Regions from separate parts of the Homo sapiens genome. Here region 1 is linked to region 2. Evidence: chromatin loops called from intact Hi-C (ENCODE). Cell type or tissue: mammary epithelial cell. All regions are shown on one strand. Links, peaks and the distances in the headings refer to the core of each region. The heading gives the core; the rest is flanking DNA. Region 1 overlaps GALNT14 (polypeptide N-acetylgalactosaminyltransferase 14). Region 2 has its middle 93 kb from the start of CAPN13.

Region 1 (7,604 bases), core at 1,168-6,167, 260 kb after region 2:
TTACCATCATCATCATTTCAAAAAGAAAGAGTATTTAAACACCAGAAAAGGCCACAATCTCAGAATAATTAACAACTCTTTAAATTGTAAAATTTAGCTTGAAATTGTAAAATTTAGAAAATCTCCCTCCTGTCTCCTCTCTTCCCCAATTCCATGGATCATACCTGCATTCATTTACCAACTGGCATCTGAAAGAACTGTTCAAGGGTTTGTTCCACTGAATTATGACAAGCCTTTGACTACTCTCAGCAAAAAACATAATTACTGAACACAGAAGGCCAGACATCTCCCACTCTTTGTTCTGGAACCAGCAGATCCATCTCAGCTCTCAGTGCTGCTCAGGATAGCAAGTTGACAGGGTTTTTCAATCTCTGGCCCCAATCTACCTCCTCAGGCAGTTCTGCTGCCTGTACTGACTCGTGCAATCTGGGCTCAGAAGGACCACATGACTTAAAGAACGTAGACTCCTCTGGCTGCATTTAAAGACCTCCTAGAAATGGCCATTACTCCAATGCACCAGGATCCTTCTGTTTTTCTAAACAACTAATCTTGATCTTTTACATTGCCTAGCCCCTTCCAAGTGAGTGGAACACTGAGGTTTGGTGGAAACCCTGGGGGAAGTGGCAGCTTCTGCTCTTCAGGAAGATCAGCAGATCTATGGAGGCTGCAAAGAGGTTTCTCTAGGGACACTGGCAGGACCTGTGTTAGCCGGTACCAAGCACCACCCAGACGGCAGCTGTGTGTGCATGTGCGTGTGCGTGTGTGTATGTGTGTGTGTGTGTGTGTGCAAAAAAGAATCTTCTCAAAAGGCAAATGCAGAGCCTAGCTGGGACAGAAAGTGTGGAGTTGGGCCAAGACTTATTTTTGAAATGTTTCCTAAAAAAGATACCTTGGTGTCTGGGACCAGAGCTCCTTCATGTCTTATTTTAGCCCTGCTCAAATCACATCATACAACAGTAATAATAGATGACACAATTGAATCCTCACTCTGTCTCAGGTATTCTTCCCAGAGCTTTCAGCCTGCACAGTAACTCCCCGAGGTGGGTGCTGCAATTCCTCTTCTCATGGTGGTGGAGAGGGAAAGTCACAATGAGTGAGTGGTGGGGCCTCAACATAAACCCAGATGGTCTGGTTCCCCCCTACCAGTCGGTGCCCTCACGAGCTCCACGAGAATGCCCTTTGAAGATTATCCACACTCACTGCCTCTGAAACCTTTATTCCATATTGGCTTTTCTGTCTTTTTTTTTTTTTTTGAGACAGGGTCTCACTCTGTCACCCAGGCTGGAGTGTAGTGGCACCATCTTGGCTCACTGCAACCTCTGCCTCCGGCGTTCAAGCAATTCTCATGCCTCAGCCTCCAGAGTAGTTGGGACTACAGGCATGCGCCAGTATGCCCAGCCAATTTTTTGTATTTTTAGTAGAGACAGGGTTTCACCATGTTGGCCAGGCTGGTCTCGAACTCCTGACCTCAGGTGATCCGCCCACCAGGTCCTCCCAAAGTGCTGGGGTTACAGGCGTGAGCCACCATACCCAGCCCTTCTCTCTGTCTTTTATCTTGAACGCTGCATGCTGGAAGATTCTGGAAAGATGGAAAATCATGGGTGTGGGTCATCCCTCACTTGCTAAAGCATAGTATCTCCCCTTGATACTCCTAGAGCTATTTCATGATATTTTTCAGACTTTCCACCTAAAGGATCAGAGAAGCATCATTCCCTCCTTTCACCTGAAAGGGGAAAGTTCCTCCAATTGCAACAGCTATAAGGAGCAAAAGTAAGGCCTGCAGCCAAGGAACTCCAGGAATGTGCTAGACTCAGCACCCTGAGCTCAGGAATGGTCTGTTTGAGGGTCAAGGGTCCTATGCCTCTTCCCCAGGGGACTCACATCCGTGCGCCATTCTGGTCTGAAGCAGGGAGGGAAAAAGCAAAGGCTTCCCATACCTTCCTGCACCTTCGTACAGTCAATCCACCCCTGAGCCAATACTGCACTCAAATCTGCCTCTTTTTTATATCACCAAGCCTGATCTACACCCCTGGTTTGCCCTCCTGCAACAGCTTCCTAACTATTCTTCCCGCCTGCAGAAGAGTCACTTCCAACCACTCCTCCCACCCTCTCCACAGCCGTTCTCTCTTCCATCTTCCTAACACACTGCTCTCACTGTAGGACCCTCTCCCGACCTTCAGAGCCACCTGCAGTTAAACCTTCACCAGCATCTCAAGGCCTCCACCCTCGTGTTAGCTCTTCAGCACCCTGCCCCCACATTCCCTTGCAGGAGCCTTCTGGCCCTGCTAAACCAGCCCAGTCACTGCCCTTGACTGTACCTGTGTCACAACCTCCACAAACCTCCCTAGATTCTGTTACCTTCCCTCCTCCAGCTGCCCAAACTGTCACTGTTGTGCAGTTTCGCTGAAATCACTTCCTCCACCACACTCCACATGGCCGCCTGGTATGACTATTCCCCTTTCTAAATCACTGTGCCATCTTCCTAGGTAACTACTGCCTTCTTGCAGGCAGGGGCCACGTTTCTACTTCTTTAAATTCCTGTGGACAAGTTATTCAAGCTACCGGAGTCAATTTCTTCATCTCTAAAACAAGGGTCATAGCAAAGTTGTGAGGCTGAACCGAGAGAACATATATATGGTGCCTCCCACACATCAGGGGGATGGTATGATCAATACGTGTTTGCCAATTGTGGCGCTGGATTTATGCGTGAACGTGGATAATTCTCTGTTGAGCGAGGATGGTTTTAAATTTCCTGTGATTTGATTTTCTCCCTCTGTTCTGAGGATTCACTCGCTCACCGGCACCTGCACTCCCAATCCCTGATATTTTCAGTAGCTTGAGAAGGAATCACGAGGTGCGCTTTGGGCCCCTATTCACTCAGCTGATACTGATGGACAGTGTGAGTGCCAGGCACCGTGCTAGGCTCAGGAGATGCAAAGATAAGTCAGCATTCCTGTGCTAGCTGCTCAGGGGCTTGGAAGGGTGATAGACAGTAAGCTGATGTCTGCAATGCACAGCAAGGGGTGCTGCTCAGGGTAAGCATAGAGGATGGAGGGGCTGCCAAATTGTCTGAGGGGCAAGCGGTCTTCCTGAAGAAGACACCCTCCACCCAGACTCCCAAAACACAAAAGGGCATCCTGAATAGAGAAAGCAGCAATGATGAGGCCTGAATCCTCACAGCACAGTCGGCACAGGCCATGGCCTGATGGGGGCGGCCTTGACTTCAGGGTTGGGGTGGTGACAGGAGCTGTGTGCCCACAGCATGTGAAGAGTTTCAGGTGAGGAGTGATCCTTCTGCATTTAGAAAGCCAGAGTCAATGAGGAGGGCAGCTAGGGCCTGCCGCAGTCACCCAGACGAGAGGGGGCAGCGGCTGAGTTTGGCAGCAAGATATCTCAGGGAGCAAGAGATATCTCAGAGGAGACAACAAAATGGGAGTGGGGGGAGAGCAGGATGATGCCACAGATCAGGGCTTGGGTGAAAGTCTGAAGGGTGGTGGCACCCGGCCTGAGATGAAGCAGACGGGAGCAAAGAGGGTGTTTGCTACCTTGAGAGGCAGGGCAGGAAGGTGTGGGACAAGGAGTACATGATGCCACCTTATGAGGAATCAAGGAGGAGAGACAGGGAGGAGCAGGGAAGCAGAAGAGACTCAACCACCACGCCAGCTCTGGCCAGGCCACGGTTATCATGAGAGTCAGGAGGGGAGAGCAGTTTGGATAATACAATAAAGTTTCCATGGAGATCAGGGATTCCTCTTGTTGCCTCAGGGACAGCAAAGATAAGCTCAAGGACATTTACTGATCTTGCCCCTCACTAGGCCAGTGGGACCCTCACTGCTCAGTGATCCACAGAGTCCCCAGCGGATTCCTGCTTCCATCACATCCCATTGTGCCTGCTTACTTTGCCAGTCACCTGGGGCCTCACGTGGCCCTCAGCACTCCATCCTGTGTCTGCCACCCTCGGCTCAGAGGTCTCCCTCCCACAGCAGCCCCCACCCAGCTGTCATCTCCTCTCCCGCTCTTTTCATCTCTTGTCAAACACATTTTGTAGTTGCTGGCCCCCGGCTCTAAATCACTCCCTCTGCTGGCCTTGGCTTCCATCCCCAGTATCTTTCAAGCACAAATTTCACCAGATGTGGCACTGCAGTCGCCTCCTCGCTCATTTTGCTTTCCAGTTTTTAAAGTAAGTCTGACATTCAGGCAAATGGAATGTTCAGAGCCAGGAGCCAAGGCCGAGGCCCAGAGCTCTCTAAGGACTTCCCTGCTCACATGCCCTGCACCCAGCCCACCTTGTTCTCAGCTCCACTGTGACTCACATGAGCCGCAGCACCCTGACTCAGAGCTGGAGAGCAGGGTGCAGAGCCTGGACCTCTCTACATTCATCCATGTCACCCGTTTCTCCACCCCTGGCCCTGTTACCTGTCTGCCCTGCCTTCCAGACCTGCTTTGGCCCACAGCTGCGGAGCAGCAGGAAAGATGATGAAACCAGAACTGTTGCTGGTCCTGATGCCCCCTCTTGCCTGGGTGACTGCAGCAGGCCCCAGCTGCCCTCCTGATGCCAGTACTAACTTGACTACTCAGGGCCACAGCTAGCAAACAGTCACCAAGTGCTTACTAGAGGTTAAAGATGAGGCTCGGCATTTGACATCAATTATTTCACCTCACCCTGAGGACCATTATTATTCCCATTTTACAGATGAAGAAATGGGGTCTCTGGGAGTTTGAGTAACTCACCCATGGTCCAGCTAGTAAGTGACAGAGATGTTGTATGTCAAAGCTCACAGGGCTAGGAGACCTAGCCCAGCCACTCAGTCAACCAGTTACGTTGCCTGGGTCTCAGCTTCCTTCTCTGTGAAATGGCAATGACCTCTTCACCCAAAGGGCTACTGAGGACATGAGAAAGAGCTGGGAAAGCACTTCGTGAAGTCCTATAGAAATACAAGGCATGGGCCGAGCGCGGTGGCTCACGCCTGTAATCCCAGCACTTTGGGAGGCCAAGGCAGGTGGATCACCTGAGGTCAGGAGTTCAAGACCAGCCTGGCCAACATGGCAAAACCCCGTCTCTACTAAGATTAGCTGGGCTTGGTGACAGGCATCTAAAATCCAAGCTACTCAGGAGGCTGAGGCAGGAGAACCGCTTGAACCTGGGGGCACCGTGGTTCGAGATTAGGCCACTTCACTCCAGCCTGGGCTAAAGAAATACAAGGCATGAAGAGTCTTACTCTAAGGGCTTACTGCATGGTTCATCCTCTCCTGTAGGAATTATCCCAGGACCTTCGTCCCAGCACAGAGCCTCCTTGAAATTTCCTCAAGCCAATCCTACCAGCCCTATTTCTTCCTGGCAGTAGAGGCACATGTGTTATATCATAAGAGCCAGTGGTTCTTTGAAGCACTTGGGGGCAAATGGTAATGGAACTTGACAGTGATCCAGGTTTTAAAGGGAAGACATCTGTGTGTTTCAGCTCCTTATTCTAGACTGAAAAATGTGGGCAGGTCACCAATGTTTGCAGTCAAACTGCCTTCTACGTGATGTGCCAACTCCAGGAGCAAGCATCTCTGCTGCTGCTGTGTTTAATAGGTCCGGGGCTTTCAGATAAGTGAGAAGACATGTCAAATCAGCCTACATGTGCACCTCAGGCTAGGAGAGGTCTGGTGACCTGCACTGCGTGGAGGGCATGAGAGGGTGGAGAAGGCCTGCATGAAGAAATGGACAAGGTGGCAATAAAAAGGGCTCTGATGCTCTGCAGGGCCCTGGAGTCCTGTTAGGAAGGGAAGTCTGCGAGGGGAAAGAGTAATCCAGGGCAGGGGGAGGGGCACCACTGCCGAGCAGGAGGGCTTCATGTTTCTGGAAATAGCGTCCAACTTACTTAGTACCTAAGCCAGTTTCCGCATGCTTTTACCGGCAGAAGTATTTTCAAACCAGCAGACAGAGCTGGAACTGACCTTAATAAGCATCTCTGGCTTACTTCTCTCATGTTACGTGGGAGGAAACAGACACCCAGGGAGCTGAAGGCATTGTTGGGCAGTATCTTAGAAAGGGCATGCACTTTCGCAGGCTCAGGCCAGTTATTTCTTCCCCTTACTTTATCATGCTGCCTCACAATGTTGGACAAAATGGCAAAAAATATCCAGAAGAAAGGCAGGTTACTGAGGGGGGAACTGACAGCCAGGCCCTCTGTGCCTGGTTCTTGGGCAAAAGGCATAGACAGATGCAGAGAGAAGGGGCAAAACGCTTGCTCGGGTATGCAAACGGTCAAGAAACTTAGGAAAATGTGTGCCACTTCATTGCAGCAGGGAGAGGCAAATTTAAACCACAATAAGACACCACCACTCAGCCTCCTGGTAGGCAAAAATGAAACAGACAGACAATAGCAAGTGATTGATAATGAGGACTTGGTGCAACAGGGACTCTGCTGTAAGTACTTCATTAAATATTTGATGATATCTACAGAAGCTTCTAGGGGTACACCCTACAGAAACACATATGCCTGTTCACCAAAAGACAAGTAGAAGCTTAATCATAGCAGCTCTCGTCATAAAAGCCAAGCTGGAAAAACCCCAAATGAGCACTGATAGTCGAGTAGATATAGAAATTGTAATATATTCTTATAAAGGAATACTACACAGCAATGAGAATAAACAAACTGTGTCTTGCAAAATGTGGCTGAGTTTCATGCACAGAACTTTGAGGGAAGCCAGATACACATGAGTACATACTGTGTAATCCCATTTATATAAAGTTCAAAACCAAGCAACATCAATCTACAGCTTTTGAAGACAAGGTAGCCACGGAGAATTCTGATGGGGCACGGGCATAAGGGTGGCTTCTGGCAAACACAGAATATTCTTTAACTTGATGTAGGTACTTGATGCAGGAACATAGGTGTGTTCTCTTTGGAAAAATTCTTCAAGATATACCTGCAGGAGGTGTGTACTTTTCCATATGTATCTTATATTTCAATAAAAGATTTCCTTGAGAAAAGATGAAGAGAGTTTCTGGTGTTGCGGCAGATTTTGGTTGTGCAAGAAGATTTCAAAAGCCACTGAACTGGGACATGGAAAGCTCATGAAATAGACAAAAGCTGCAGCCAAACTCAACAGTATTGTCTTCTCCACCCCTCCTGTGTTCCCCATAACACTGAGGAGAGCACCCCCGGAATGCAGAGTGCAAATCCAGGGAATCTTCTTCACCCCTCTTCCTCTGTCCTTTAAAGACAGATAATTCAGAGGCGAGAGAACTGATACCACACTGCCCTTGGTGTTACTGAAACCCTGAGTTCACGGGCCAGGGCTTATTTTCAAGGCTAGCTTAAGGGACCATGCCTCCTGTGGAAAGTGATCTGTAAGGTGGGGAGGTACTAGGGGCCTGGGGAGGGTAGTAAGGTAGCTCCCACTTGTCCACCTGAGGGATTTATTCACTGGGGGCATTCAAGTTCCATGAGGGCACACTTTCAGTCTGTTTTTTTTGTTGTTGTTGTTGTTTTTACTGATCTATACTTAATAGTCTTAGACTCAATAATTTGTTGAATGAATTATTCCTGGCAAATATTTAATCCAAATCAGTTTTCCATCCTGGGCATTGAAAATGTCTCTACATCTCTTTCCAC
Region 2 (7,604 bases), core at 1,450-6,449:
TCCTAGCCCAGTGGAGATTGGTGCTCTTCTCTTGCAGTATACTAGAGTCCTCTGGGGAGTTTATTAAATGCAGATTCTAAGTCCCCCTAAATTTACTAAATTGGACTCTGCAGAGGTAGGCCCAGGAAAGCATTTTCACCAACTTTCCCAGTGATTCTGGCTTGAGAATCATGCCCTTAGGACACCTACGGGGCACCTGCCTCACCGCCTCTCCAAGGCAAAGTCCAGGAACCAATGCTGGGAAGGCTTATGTGATTTAATAGAGAAGAAGAGGCTGGGAGAGGGAGAACAAAATTGTACTGTCCTTAACCCTTTACAGTGACAGGTACTGCTAGCTTGATGTAGAAACACATACTCTTTACTTTTTTTTTTTTTTCTGAGACAGAGTCTCACTCTGTTGCCCAGGCTGGAGTGCAGTGGTGTGATCTCTGTTCACTGCAGCCTCCGCCTCCTGGATTCAAGTGATTCTCATGCCTCAGCCTCCCGAGTAGCTGGGATTACAGGTGCCCGCCACCAGGCCCAGCTAACTTTTGTATTTTTAGTAGAGACAGGGTTTCATCATGTTGGCCAGGCTGGTCTTGAAGTCCTGACCTCAGGTGATCTGCCTGCCTTGGCCTCCCCAAGTGCTGGGATTTCAGGCAGGAGTCACGTTGCCCAGCCAGAAAAACATACTCTAGAGTCACACACCCATCAGTGAAACATCAGCTCAGCCCTGTTGCATATTTTAAAGTATACTAGCTGCATATTTTTCTCAGATTACTTCTCCTAGCTTTTAGTGTTTTCTCAACATTAAAATGGGAATTATAATATCTATTTCAAATAATTATCAATGAGATTATGAGATTCGTGCTGGAAATGCATAACATGGGGCTTGGCACAGAGTAGGTGTGCCTGTTGTCAATTTATTGCCTGTCAACTGCAAATCCACTCTTCTTTGCCCTACTTTGTAATACTGGAGCTGGACCCTGTTACTAATTCTCTTTCGTCAGCTGTTGCAATGTTACACTGTGTCAGTAGAGGGTGCTAGAGGGAAACTGCAAGGTATAGCAGAGGACCAGCTCCTCCTTCTGGCTCCTCCTGGACACTGCAAGGTAAAGCAGAGGACGAGCTCCTCCTCTTGGCTCTAGTGTGCCTTTTTTCTCCCACAGTGTGATTGTCCCAGCAGGGGGAAATCCAGTGGCGCTTTCTCCAGTGATTTTCCCCAGCATCCAGCAGAGGAGGCTCTTGTACTCCAGCTCCAGTCCACTGGCACCCCGGACCTTCTCCACTGCCCAGTGGTCTGCAGCCACACTCTCTCCCTCAAGGTGGGACTCTCATCCATGCTCTAACCTCCTCCTCTGGGTAATCTTCCCAGCCCTAGAGGTAGCAGGGCTACCTCTATAATAGTAAGTGCTTCCTGCACTTATTATTCCTGTATTCCTTAGAGTCCTCTTTTGCCCCTTTTAGAAGTTAACACCTTTTACTACTTCATAATATATATATTTTTTTTCTGAGATGGAGTTTTGCTCTTGTTGCCTAGGCTGGAGTGTGGTAGTGTGATCTTGGCTCACTGCAACCTCCGCCTCCTGGGTTCAAGTGATTCTCCTGCCTCAGCCTCCCAAGTAGCTGGGATTACAGCGACCCGCTACCACACCCGGCTAATCTTTGTATTTTTAGTAGAAACGGGGTTTCACCATATTGGGCAGGCTGGTCTCGAACTCCTGACCTCAGGTGATCCACCTGCTTCAGCCTCCCAAAATGCTGGGATTATGGCATGAGCTACCATGCCCGGCCTATAATTTTTTATATTACATTTTCCTTATTCAAATTGCTGGTGTGATTTTTGTCTCCTGACTGGACTCTGTCTGTTATATAGTAGGTGTTTTAAAATAATAGTTCACCTTCTCTCCACCTCCAGAAAAGCTTTTTTTTTTTTTTTTTTTTGAGTCTTGCTCTGTTGCCCAGGCTGGAGTGCGGTGGTGCGATCTCGGCTCACTGCAACCTCTGCCTCCTGGTTTCAAGCAATTCTCTTGCCTCAGCTTCCCAAGTAGCTGGGATTACAAGCTATGTTGCCACACCTAGATAATTTTCATATTTTAGTAGAGACGGGGTTTCACCATGTTGGTCAGGCTGGTCTCGAACTCCTGACTTCAAGCAATCTGCCAGCCTCAGCCTCCAAAAGTGCTGGGATTACAGGTGTGAACCACCGCACCTGGCCCAGAAAAGCATTTTTACATATGTCATTTAATGACAAGGGAAAATTACCACACACCGCCAGAAACTATGGCAGCTCTGGAGTTTGCAACCCCAACTTGAACAAATGACTTCCTCCTTTGAGGGCTCGCAGAGTGTGACCATTGCATACTTCCTGGTCATGGTCTGGGGAAAACCATGAGGAGTAAGGGTGAGGAAATCAGCAAAGCCTCACCCAGCATTTTAGTGGTGGGCATATTGGAAGGCACCAAGGTCTTCTGTAGAAACCATGCAGTACGGACAGATGACATTTGGAGAAAGACTCATAAACACAGACCAAACACGGGTGATAAGAAACAGGATTCAAGTGGCAGAAAGCCCAGCACCTGTAGTCCCAGCTACTCGGGAGGCTGAGGCAGGAGAATGGCGTGAACCCAGGTGGCGGAGCTTGCAGTGAGCCGAGATCGCGCCACTGCACTCCAGCCTGGGTGACAGAGCGAGACTCCATCTAAAAAAAAAAGAATAATGTGGAACTCAGGAAAGACTCAACAAGCTCAGCCACTATGTCCCCAGCCATGTTAAACCGTGAGCACTTGTGACCTGTGGGGGAGGTTCTAAAGCCTCAACCCATAGCTTCCCTTTCCACCCTTTGTAGTTTGTGGGGTGTACATATAGGCAGTAAAATGTGCTAAGAAGAACCCATCTGCATTGTTCTTTAGAGATATCTGAACCCTACAGACCCCAGCAAGAGGGCAAGATTCTGTTGCACAAAGTGGGCAAAACCAGGTGAACTGCCCCCTGCCACCAATAGAAAGTCAGCTCCCCCAGGCTTCTCTCTGGCTGGTTTTGTTACTTTCTCCTACCTTGGCAGCTGAAATGGAGGCAGCCCTTGGCTGTAACATCCATGGTTGATGGCCTGGCTGTGTGGTCCTGCCTCGCGGCTGCGTGGAACTGAATGTGTGGACAGGGATGTGCATAATCATCCTGGGTGGAACCCCAGGGTCCCAGTGCTGGACCCTGGGGTCCTAGAGCTGCTCCTACCTGGTATGGATATCCTGCTCTCCACCTGGGCCTAGGACTCCCAACTATAAGTCATAAGCCATGGCAGGGTCTCAGAGAACAAGGGAATTAGAAGGAAGGACTTTAGGGGTCAGGCCAAACCCACAATTGGAGAAGCTGACTAAGGTCAGACAGAGAGGCAGTTGCAAGACTAAGATTACAACCGAGGCCCTGCCCTACTCACACTATGGGTTAATGTTGCCAATTTAGCCATAGGGAGGGCCTGACTTCCGGCAAACTCCTGGCTTGCAGTGCTGAGCAGCAGGGCTGAGCAGTAATTAGTGGAGATGACCACTAGGTGTCACTGTCGCACCATTATCTGCGGCTGCACAGTGGCCAGATTTTTTTTTTTTTTTTTTTTTTTTTTTTTTTTTTTTTTTTTTTAACCTCCCCAAAACATGTGAACGCTGGCTTAACCGCCAACCTCAGGTAGGTGAAAGGGGTTTTTAATTTTCATTGTCACAAGCATCATAAAAGAAGCAGCAACTCCCAGGCTAAAGAAGGGGAGGACTGTTTTGACTTACTGCCCCAGAGAGCATGGGTCTCAGCAGAGCTGCTGTTGCTGAATTGGAGGGGCTTTTTTCTGGCTGTTAATTGCTGCCCCTCGCTGATGATTGCGGAGTAGAATCTGTTAGGACGTGGATCTCCAAGTCTGTGACATGGAAGGAACCTTAGAAATCTGCAAGTCCAGCCCCTTCATTTTTGGAGAAGGAAGCCCAGAAGAGAAGGCCATTTCCCTAAGGCACACAGCTTGATGGAGGCAGAACCGGGACTTGAACCTTAGACTCCAGAGTTCTCACCCAGTGCTCTGTTCTCACCCAGTGCTCTGTCCACTCCCCCGTGGTGCGTATCTTTACACCACATGTGCTCATTCATTCACTCCCTTAACATCTATTGAGCACTTACTCCAGGCTCAATACATGGGTAGTGAAGTTGCAATGGCTCTAACAGAGGCGAAATTGATTTTATTTGTCAGGCTGCGAAATGGGAGAACTGGGCTCTAGGAAAGCCCTTTAGGCGTAAGCCATGGCAGAGTCTCAGAGAACAAGGGAGTTAGAAGGAAAGAATTTAGGGGCCAGGCAAAACCCCCAACTGGAGAATCTGACTAATGTCAGACAGAGGCAGTTGCAAGACTGAGAATATAACCTAGGCCCTGCCCTACTCACACTGTGGGTTAATGTTGCCAATTTAGCCATAGGGAGGGCCTGACTTTGTGGTTGAATGGAAATGGAAACTCTTAAAGAGGCAAGATGACGTGGCATGTCAGTGACCAGAGATCACAAGTGGGGCCAGTTTCCTTCCTTTTGGTCCAGAGTACTTGTCAAGCTCATCCAATCTTTATGCAAACAACAGCAAAAGTGAGACTAGGATTCAGACCAAGATGAAGTCAGGTGAAGATGATGGAGCTGTGGCAGCTTGGATGGTGCATGCTCCTGCTGGGCTGCCTGGATGCTCCACCTTCTGTGGCCCACACTGGATACTGATTGAATGGGCAGGAATCTTTGGACCTTGGAGGATTTGAAGCTGCAACAATTCTGACCATCGGGGACAGTGTTTTACCACATTCCACTTGGTCAAAGAGCCTATCCTCCAAGGCAGAAAAAAGAAAATGTTTTTTAAGGGAACAGAGAGGTGTTTAAAATAAGAGTGTTTAAGTATAGAAAAGAGAAAGATAACATTACCCTGGACTTAACATTGTCCTCTCAAAGGCAGTCATTTTATCGTCTTGCCTGTCTCTTCTCTGAGTGGGTATATCACTGACACAGCTGCAAAATTTTCCATGTCGGCCGGGCGTGGTGGCTCACGCCTGTAATCCCAGCACTTTGGGAGGCCGAGGCGGGTGGATCACCTGAGGTCGGGAGTTCCAGACCATCCTGGCCAACATGGTGAAACCCCTGTCTTCACTAAAAATACAAAAATTAACTGGGCGTGGTGGCTGGCGGGCGCCTGTAATCCCAGCTACTCGGGAGGCTGAGGCAGGAGAATCACCTGAACCCTGGAGACAGAGGTTGCAGTGAGCTGAGATCGTGCCACTGTACTCCAGCCTGGGCAATGAGAGCAAAACTGTCTCGGAAAACAAAAACAAAACAAAACCAAAATTGTCCATGTGTCTAACCACCTTTCACATGACCCTTCTCCTATGATCCAGAGTTTCTCTGAGATTTAGAAGTCCTCTGGGGGCATTTGGTGGCCTCAGAAAGGATGGTTTAGAGTCTGGCTAGAGATGGCCCATCTGTGCAGCCCCAAGCCCGTCCACCCTCCCCTCCTCTGTCCTCCACCAGGCGGCAAGGTCGCGCCCATTACCCATTCTGCACCCGTCTTCTCAGATACAGCTATCACCTGCTTTGCTGCAGCCGGGTGCCACTGCTGTACTCATTATTGACCATTCTGCTGAGATATTAAGCACTTTGGCTTGGCTGGAGGATTGTTAATCAACAACCTTGTCAGAGTGATGGATTCTTTTAAGATTATTGCTTAATTAGCTTGTTTAGAGGTAAAAATCAATGAGGACATCAGTTCTCTGGGAACTGGGAGGTGGTAGAAAGGGATCTTGGTGACATCCCAGGGAGCAGAGTGTGGTTGTGGTGGGACGGGTAAGAAGCCTCTGAACACAGTAGGCCTTAAGCTTGCATTCATTAGGGATCTCACAGTCACCCTGGTTGGTGCAGTCTAGAGAATTGCCACCAGTCAGCGAAGTTGCAAAAGCGGTGATTCCTGAAATGTCACCCAAGGACTATGTGCCGTCAGCTGGGGAGCTTTAAAATCACAGATCCCCAGGGCCAGCCCCAGACCTTCTGGATTAGGATCTCAGACAAAATTGTAAACAAGTCACTCAAGGCAATTCCTACATATATAAATGTTGAAACTCACAGCCTCAGAAGTCTGAGATGAACAGAGGTAAACAATTCTGATGGCGTTGGGCAACTAAACATTTCCACTGGGAATGGATTTCACGTGGCTGGGCTGTATCGCCAATACTCCTACCAGCACCTGTGGCCCCAGTCTTCTTCCTTCTGTTTTAGTCTTCCTATTTCTGTCGTATCCTCTGTCTCTCCCATCTAATTTGTCTGTATTGCTCCTGGCCATGCCTCATCTATCTGTTCCTCGTCTGTCTAAAGTTTCCTCCCTTCCTCAGGTCCCCATTTCCATCTTTTTGTCTTTCTATCTCTCCTTCCATTTTCGTCCTCTCTGTGCTGGCTGTTGTCTCTTGGCACCTGGCAGCTTTTACACCACTTTCTATATTCTCTCCTATTTGGCAGGGGCTGGAAGCCTGAGAAATACCCTTGCCAGGACAGATCCAGGTACATTTTAAGTCCCACCCTTGAGATACATGTGGGTGACATTTGGAAGGCAGAAGAGAGGCAGAAGGCATATGATTCTGCCTCCAGCAAGTTGTGCAGTCAGGTGGGTTTCAGCAGATGTGAGGTTTTGTCTTGCAAGTCACTGGTGTTAGGCTGCAGGAGGTCAGGACCATTACTGGCAGCTCCCTGTAGTGTCTGGCTTGGGTAGCAGTAGCAGCTTCTTGGTTCTCTTAAGGCTAGTGGTGAGCCTGGGAGTCAGTGGTGACCTTCCTGGCCTTTGCTCCTTTAACCAATCCAACAGCTTTTTAAGTGCCTCATTCCTTAGACTAGATCCCTTCCTTCTTGAAATACCTTGAGTGGTTTTTTTTGTTTTTTTTTTTTTTTCCTGACTAGACCTGGCTGATACACTTTGCTCCTTCCTCACCATTTAAACTCTTTCGCTAGTCTGTATGCACATGTAGCTGCTGTCTGGAACCCAGCTGCCCTGGAGTGAGTGTGTGTGTGCACACGTGCTGTCAGATGGCTACCTCACTGGGGTAACCCCCAGCTCCAGGGAAGCAGATCAGTCCTTTCCTCTGCTCTACCGGGCACCAGCCTAAAGTCTAGTTGCTGGAGAGGCCACAGTAACCGAATCAGGGGACTTATGCTTCAATCTTGTATCTGTCACTTCTTTTTTTTTTTTTTTATACTTTAAGTTCTAGGGTACATGTGCACAACGTGCAGGTTTGTTACATATGTATACATGTGCCATGTTGGTGTGCTGCACCCGTTAACTCATCATTTACATTAGGTATATCTCCTAATGCTATCCCTCCCTGCTCTCCCCACCCCATGACAGGCCCCAGTGTGTGATGTTCCCCATCCTGTGTCCAAGTGTTCTCATTGTTCAATTCCCACCTATGAGTGAGAACATGCGGTGTTTGGTTTTCTGTCCTCGTGGTAGTTTGCTGAGAATGATGGTTTCCAGCTTCATCCATGTCCCTACAAAGGACATGAACTCATCCTTTTTTTATGGCTGCATAGTATTCCATGGTGTATATGTACCAAATTTTCTTAATCCAGTCTATCATT

The links. Peaks named below come from ENCODE experiments on the same cell type or tissue, not always from the same donor. Only the 100,000 strongest peaks of a DNase experiment are listed, where the experiment ranks them.
Region 1: a loop joins it to region 2, with 12 times the contacts of the local background. A loop is called at or near these places in 1 of 110 quality-filtered maps.

What each region holds. Positions count from the first base shown.
Region 1 is chr2:30,975,855-30,983,458 of GRCh38, forward strand. All of the region lies in intron 2 of GALNT14 (polypeptide N-acetylgalactosaminyltransferase 14), which reads right to left. Among named protein-coding and RNA genes, the nearest start is that of GALNT14, 160 kb to the right of the region's middle. In mammary epithelial cell, for the core only: CTCF peaks have their summits at 3,223 (motif pointing right) and 4,095 (motif pointing left); a DNase peak (open chromatin) is centred at 4,287; H3K27ac peaks cover 707 bases.
Region 2 is chr2:30,710,742-30,718,345 of GRCh38, forward strand. No RefSeq gene overlaps it. Among named protein-coding and RNA genes, the nearest start is that of CAPN13, 93 kb to the right of the region's middle. RefSeq lists a silencer at 4,330-4,389. In mammary epithelial cell, for the core only: a CTCF peak has its summit at 3,522 (motif pointing right); no DNase peak of the experiment used is centred there.